3 separate regions of the Homo sapiens genome follow, and all the other regions are linked to region 1. The links are chromatin loops, found by intact Hi-C in ENCODE. Cell type or tissue: OCI-LY7. All regions are shown on one strand. Region 1 overlaps MACROD2 (mono-ADP ribosylhydrolase 2). Region 2 overlaps MACROD2 (mono-ADP ribosylhydrolase 2). Region 3 overlaps MACROD2 (mono-ADP ribosylhydrolase 2).

Evidence for each region. Peaks named below come from ENCODE experiments on the same cell type or tissue, not always from the same donor. Only the 100,000 strongest peaks of a DNase experiment are listed, where the experiment ranks them.
Region 2: it touches region 1 in a loop (4-fold over the local background); 1 of 110 quality-filtered maps calls a loop at or near these places.
Region 3: a loop joins it to region 1, with 6 times the contacts of the local background. A loop is called at or near these places in 1 of 110 quality-filtered maps.

What each region holds. Positions count from the first base shown.
Region 1 is chr20:16,043,275-16,045,774 of GRCh38, reverse strand. It overlaps MACROD2 (mono-ADP ribosylhydrolase 2), which reads right to left. Exons shown (of 18, transcript NM_001351661.2): 17 at 1,136-1,204. Among named protein-coding and RNA genes, the nearest start is that of KIF16B, 530 kb to the left of the region's middle. In OCI-LY7, CTCF peaks have their summits at 922 and 1,137; no DNase peak of the experiment used is centred here; H3K27ac peaks cover 2,164 bases.
Region 2 is chr20:15,856,284-15,858,783 of GRCh38, reverse strand. All of the region lies in intron 8 of MACROD2 (mono-ADP ribosylhydrolase 2), which reads right to left. Among named protein-coding and RNA genes, the nearest start is that of KIF16B, 720 kb to the left of the region's middle. In OCI-LY7, no CTCF peak of the experiment used is centred here; DNase peaks (open chromatin) are centred at 1,213 and 1,483; H3K4me3 peaks cover 1,213 bases; H3K27ac peaks cover 2,484 bases.
Region 3 is chr20:15,842,010-15,844,509 of GRCh38, reverse strand. The region is part of intron 8 of MACROD2 (mono-ADP ribosylhydrolase 2); the gene reads right to left. Among named protein-coding and RNA genes, the nearest start is that of KIF16B, 730 kb to the left of the region's middle. In OCI-LY7, a CTCF peak has its summit at 1,449 (motif pointing left); a DNase peak (open chromatin) is centred at 1,449.

The DNA of each region.
Region 1 (2,500 bases):
TGCAGGGTGAGCTAACTACGGCAGGAATTTACTTTATAGTTCAACTTTAAAGCAAAGATGACAATAGTTCCTTCCCAAAACTAACCACCGAAGAGATAAAGACAGTATGCACACAAGTAACAACATTATGTTAAAGATTTATAGGAGCAATGTGACCTGACCAAGGGCAAAGACGTTTCACAACTCCCCCTTGAACCCTTGCTGCAGTCCAGATGTCTGTCACCTCTTGATCTCAACCACCTCTCTGTTCCTTTTCCTCAAAGAGAAAAGGAGCCTAAAATTCTATAAATTTAGGGTGATTCTTTAGGACATTAATTTGCCATCTTCTTGGTTTGCTGGCTCTTGGAATAAAGTCATTTTCCTTGCCTCAACACGTTGTCTCTTGATGTATTGGCTGCCATGAAGCAAGCAGTACTGGCTTTGGACTCAGTTACACTCATCATTCTAAATATATTTTAGTCTCTACTGAGAGATTTAGAATGTTGGTCTGGAAAAACTCCTAAACATGATCTGGACCAGGCTTTTTATTTTCCTGGGAGTTCCCTGAAGCTCATTCAACGTAACAAACCCAGGCTTTTTATTTTCCTGGGAGTTCCCTGAAGCTCATTCAACATAACAAACCTTTGTGCAGACGCACGGGTCCACAGGTAGTGGTGTGAAAAAAACAGGACCTAAGGCAGGCTTGTTTCTGTCCAAACACACTCATATTCCTTTATACAAACTCCAGGGCAAAGATTGAGTGTTATGCTTAAAGACAGATATACCAAGCAACTCAGCAGGTAGCTTCTAGAAAAGCAATGCTTCAGAATCAGCTTGGAGTTTCTGAAATAATTTGACCACTCCAGGAGGCCAGGGGGTGAGATGGATGGAGACATTTTTTACTTGTCAAAGCACAGAAAACCAGGGTATACATGATTTGAATGTGCTGTAGCTCATCTTTTCCTCTTCAAGATGGCAAGCTTCTAGGGGTGATCGTTTCCCCTTACGCTGTGTTATTTGGTTTAAAGATTTTCAAGGTTTATCCCAAGCCATGCTGTGGGGACTTGGCAAAACCAAGGGAAATCCAGTATGTCATTTGCAAATAGTTCTTATGGCTGGTTGATCATTGAAAATCTCACCACAAGGGGCATCTTACCTATTAGTTGATCTTCTTGTTGACTCTCTGTTGGGTCATTTACCTTGTCAACCTGACTATTCATTTCAACTGTCACCAGAAAAAAAAAAAAAGTTAAATATTCATTAAACCTAAATCTCTGAGACACATTAAAATGACCCATGATTTGATACTTTCCTGATTTCCTATTTGATGCCTCTTTTCCATTTGTTTTCATTCATTCAAGATTTGGGGACTATTCTTGTAGATTTTTACTGGTGGGGGTAGAGGATATACCTCAGACGCCCCCTTCAAATCTTATGTTGAAATGTAATCCCTAATGTTGGAGGTGGGGCCTGGTGAGAGGTGATTGGATTGCAGGGATGTATCCTTCATGAATGGTTTAGTGCCATCTTCTTAGTGATGAGTGAGCTCATATGAGATCTGGTTGTTTAAAAGTGTGTGACACGTTGCTTCTAGTCTTGCTTCTAGTCTGGCCATGTGAGTTGCATACTCCCCCTTCCTCTCCCGCCATGATTGTAAGCTTCCTGAGTTCCTCATCAGAAGCAGATGCTGGCACCCTGCTTCCTGTAAAGCCTGCAGAACCATGAGACAAACCTCTTTTCTTTCTAAATTATCCAGTCTTGGGTATTTCTTTATAGCAACACAAAAAAGGCCTAACCCATTGTGGGAGGGCAGGATTGCCTCTTCCCTCAACTGAAACTGAGTCGTCACTTCAGACCAGATTTTTGGGTTGACAGTTTGGATGTACATATTATGATTCTTGGATAAATGCAAAGGCTTTAATAGATATCTAAGAAAATAAAGAGAGAAGGCAAAGCAAAGCACATCACTGACATGCAGAGAGGTAAGCAGCTTGCTCCAAAATGTCAATATCAGGCCTGTTTGGTTTGCCATACTTTCAATTTCGAATTCAAAACAGACCTTGTAGACTTGCCGACGGCTGCTGTAGTGGCAGTGAGCGGCCATGAAATTAAAAAGCCGACCATCTAACCAGATCCCGTAGTTGTGATAAAACGTGTGCTTTTACCTGACTCAGTGTATTCTATGTGAGCATTTGAATAAAAATAGAATGCATGATTACTGCCATTCTCCAGAAGTAACCCAGAGCAGGCATAGCACTCACTCTAAATTTTCCAAGGGTCAGTAGGTTTAATTAGATTGATATTTTCTCAAGCATCAAAGTCCACATTATAAGCTGAGAAAATCAGTATACAAATAGACAATGGCCAGATCATATATAATGATAGAATTCTGATGTAAAACCTCTGCAGAAGCTAGCCTAGGCAACCAAAACACAGTCTCTGCAGCAATTGACTCAGAATGGTCAGGACTTGGTCAGTGACTGTCAGCGTCCCTATTTTTTACCTCTGCTTCCAACTTGGG
Region 2 (2,500 bases), 190 kb after region 1:
AGCCTCGCTCTTGTACCCAACCACCATGCCATGAGGAAGCAGAGAGACAATATGGATCCAACTACCCTCACTGAAAGTAGGTAGACTTTAGATTATTTCAACTCCAGGCCTTTGAGCCATCCCAGCTAATGTCACACCAGCGGGAAACAGGTCAATCCTGCTAAATGCTGATTTCAAATTCATGAGCTAACCATCAAAATACATAACTAGAAATCTGATATTCTTCCAGCTTCTCCCTGTAACTGTTTTTCCAGAGTCTCTTGTTTTTCCAGCTATGTAGTACTTGACTCCTACTGAAAAGCCCAGACTGAATAAGTAAAAAAGAAGTCACAGTGGGTGAGGAGAAAGTCTAATTGTTATATGGCTGAGAGATTGGAAATCTGACTTGTACAAAGGAAAAAGGGCCCATATGCCCCATACTAGCCCCAGATAAATTTCATGAGAACCTATAAGAATGCCTCGCTATTGAGGCCCAGGAGCATTGTTTCATTTTTTTTTAAATGTTAGGCAGTAAAATAATTTTGTGAAATAGTGGTTCTTGAGAGATTGTATTCATTCATTTATTCATCAGATATAAAGTGATCATTTCCAATTTGTTGGGCCTAGCCTATATGCCATTCACTTATAGAAAACATGAGTCCAGGAATCGAGTGATTTTTTTTTTCCCAAGGCCCAAGCAATCAATTAAGGCAAAAACTCAGGTGTCTTCTTTTTTAGAATTTATTTTTAATGTTTTAAATACATTAGAGATGGAGTCTTGCTATGTTGCCAGGATGGACTCAAATTTCTAGGGTCAAGCAAACCTCTTGAGTGGCTTGGACTATACAAAGACAGTGCATGAACCTCACATCCAGAGATTGTTTGTTTGTTTTTTCTGTGATATCACCTAGAGACACACACACAGAATTGAGTTTCTAGGCCTGTCACTAGTTCTGTGACATCGGACAAGCCATCATCTCTCCTCACCCTAGTTTTTACATCTTTCTCAAGAAAAGATGGAATTATCTCATCTCTATAGTTTTTTTCTTTCTTTCTTTCTATGCCTCTGTTACAGTCTATGTCAAAAGTTAGTTAAGCTGAAGTTGCATTTCTCTGAATGGTTCTGGGTTAGGGCTGGCCACAGAGAAATTTCCATGAGATTTGTAGGGCAGAAGTGCAGTCAGAGACTTTGTGCCAGGAAGGTGGGTGCAGGGCTTGGGCGATCATGCATGCTGTTGCTTATCACATGGGTGTGGAGTAGCAGCTGGCCCCACAGCTTCTCCAGTTCTTGATGGTTCTTCTGCCACATGTTCTTGGAGCTGGGCTGGGCCCACATGAAGTTCTGCAGCAAGAGCACTGGATCCTTCGGCAGGACATCACAGCTTTGGGGTTCCAATCAGTGAGAGACAGATATATGGGCCTGTGGATCTCTGTGGATTCCAGTTTTCCCTTGTGACTTTCATTTGTCTTTGTTCTCTCCCGCTTTGCATGCAGCTTTCCTACTTCCTCTTTTATCATCTGCCCTGCTGACATACTTCTGGCCCTGTCCAGATGGACAGGCAAGGGACTTCCATAGACATCTTCACCAGCTCCATTCCATGGGCCCCGGTTAGAAGCTTTTCTATTCAGTCAATCATCCCCTTGTGGAATGTTACTTTCCCAGTTTCTCCCACAATTGTATAAGATCTAATCCCTGCAATAAATCCATTAACCCATATCATTCAAGGATTCTGCTTATCTGACTTAACTCCAGCTGATGTAATCTTCAATATCATTTCAGTGAATATTATGTAGAGAAGAGCAATGAAGTACAAAGAATAACAATGTTCTTTGTTACAGGTGTGCAATCTGTCAAGGCTTCTCAAATTCCAATTACTTCTTTTTCGATGAACTTTTGTTGGTCCCGGCCCATCTTCTTGGTTAACTTCCTAAAGTTTCCATCCCCGCTTGTAATTAAAGCAACTTTGTATATTTAAAATAATTTGCTCTTTTATGAACAAGCTGTCAATAAACTCAGATGATTCCCTAGTCTAAAATGTAATAGAAAATAATACAAAAAACAACATTAATATTTTTAGAACTAACAATCTGACAGTTCACTTTATGTCTTAAACTGGAACCTCATGAAGAATCAGGTGGCACTCATCTTTGCATCACCAGTGCATAGCATAGGTCCTGACACATAATAGGAGCTCTGTAAATATCCACAGAGTATATGTTTAGACAAACAGATTTGACTAAAATGTAGGTATGTGGCAGATAGTTTTCAAGGGTACTTAGTTCTAGAACCAAAAACATAAGATATTTCGGAGGACTTTCCTTTAAGTTTGCCAGAAGAGCTGAGAACAGAAATACAGAGAAACCTAGATGGTTTTGCAAAGCACTCTATAAAAAAGAAAAACAAAAGCACTATATAAAGGGCATGAGGCATTATTGTCACCAACTGACATCTTATCCAATGATACTATGTTGAGTACAATGGCTCTTCAGCCCAGTTTTCATATAGAGTGCTTAATCGTTT
Region 3 (2,500 bases), 200 kb after region 1:
CAGTTTTCATGTCCGTAAAAATGGGGCTTACATGTTCAATTACCTCACTAGGCTATCTGGGGGAGTAAATGAATTAATGTCTGCATTGTGTTGAGCACACAGCAAATGCTCACTAAATGATAGCAGTTACCGGGACCCAGGGGAAGAAAGGATGTTTGATAGGTTGATGATGACATTTTATGTGTTCGTCATTTCCCACCTGGATTATAAGCTTCCTGACTGCAGGGAGTTCATAATTATATTACCATAGCATCTCTCATAACTCTTGGCAGACCTGCTCCTCCTAGGGAATTTGTATAATGTCACCAAATGCAGTCCTAGTCAGTTGATTCATTGAGTGATTCTGTCAGTCCCTTTATTGGCAACAGCAGCAAAACATTTACATGTTCTAGGTTTCTGCTCCTATTCACAGTTTTCTCTTTAAGAAATGTACATTTTTGCTACTCATATATGTGCAGGCATGCTAGATGTTTGGCAAGAGAGAATACTACAGTGAGGTGGGTTGTAAGGGGTAGGATTGAGATTATCCATATAAGGCAATAGTAGGGATGAGTGATTGTGAAAGAGGATGCTTCATATTCCTGACTTTAAAACCATGAAAAAACAACCATTACTGATGTCCAACTTACAAAGGTTACAGCATGATTTGTCATAAAAATTCAGGAGTGTCAGGGAGCAATGCAAATTGCAGATGTTAATTACACGTTTCTCATTTTCCTGGAGTGGTTGGACTTTCCTCTCAGTTGCAGCTTTCTGATCATGCACATAATGCTCTGTTACTTTTGCTTTGATGTAATTATTATGATATTGATTTTTTAAATGGGCCCATGGTAGAAATTCTACACATATGCCAAAAAAAATTCTACCATGACTTTTACATTTGCACTTCAGAAATTATCCTAAATACTCTGCTGGATCCTTGAAGTTAATCGATTTGCAGCTAGTTAGTTTGGTCCACAAGACCAAAATACCTCCTGCATAAATTCACTTAAGTATCAGTTATTGTGAACAGGCCTATTTATTTAGCAGAAGTCACTTTATTATGCTGTTTCAAAAGCAAAAGCACTGGAGGGAAAATATCACATAGAATTAACATAACTGTCAACACACGAACATGAACTGGTATAAACCATCCACATGAAAAATGTCACTCTGCTCACAGTGCACATTTACAAAAAGCGGTAGTCACACTTTACCTAAATAACAAAGTAGAGTCAACTTCCAGGAATGAGCTCCTGCCTTCTTTGAACTTGTTCTAACCCAGTCAGTTAATAAGAATAGGGAAATGGTGATGATAAATGCATATAATAACAAGGCCACTTGGCATCAGCATGCAACTCTGTTTCATTGTCAAAGTGTTTTTCATGTTGATTACCTCATTTAAGTCACTATTACACTCATAGTGTCCAGAGTGGAGGTGAGTGTGGTACAGCAAGGTTAAGTGGTGAGCTCAGTGCCACCAAGTGGTGAGGAAAAGGGTCGTGACTGAAATCTAGTCTACTGTTTCCTGTCTCTTTTCTAGGTGCCTACTCTACTAAATAATTCTGCATAAAAATTTAGTTTATCACTAGTCAAATTATTTTGGGCAGTGGATCTTGATATAAAAAGTTAATCACCTAGCTTATCAACTAAAGCCAGATGTTGACTTCTTGAGAGACGACACAACCCCCCAGGGCAAAGGAGGTAAAGTGTTACGTGCCTTATAGCTGTGGTATATGCACTGTGTCCAAACCACTTACAATTCAGATTTGTCTGTCTATTTCTCTATCTATCTATCTATCTATCTATCTATCTATCCATCCACCCACCCCCCATCCAACCATCTATCCGTACATCCATCTTTCTAATCCAAGCATCAAAAATGAGTAACAGTAGAATTTAAAACAAATTATTTGTGATGTTCAAATAGCAATGCAACCAACATGATGCTTTTTGTGGTTTCTGATATTCCCATTAATGTGATAAGCAAGGGAACTGGAGAAGAAGCAAATTAACATTAGCCAATTTCTTTGGTGTCTTACAGAGGCAAAAAAAAAAAAAAGATGAAAAAAAGGATGAAAGGTCTCGGGATTTTTGGCTCATTGGTTCTGGGTCCTGACTGCAAATACATCATAGAGCCACTAAGAACCTCTGTTTTCTCATCTTTGAAATAAATGGGCGTAATATGAAGTTTCTGTGGCCTATTATTCTCACATTCTGGATGCTGTCCCTTTCCCAACAGCTCCATCAGTGTATATCCTAGGGACCCCAAAGACGTGGCATGCACCTGTAGGTCCAGCTCCACCGGCATTGGGAAGTCACAAAGCCTACCCTGACAGTAGGTGGTCCTTAATACTAAGAAATAGGGTCAAGAAAGAGTTAAATGTTGCCTTGTGTCACTCTCTTGCTGGATTGTGCTGCTATGGCCCCAGGAATAGAGTCTTGCATCAGACTCCTCACCTCATGGACTCTTCTCTTGGGACCATAGTGTCTAGTGTCTTTTCAACCTCCTCTTCCAACC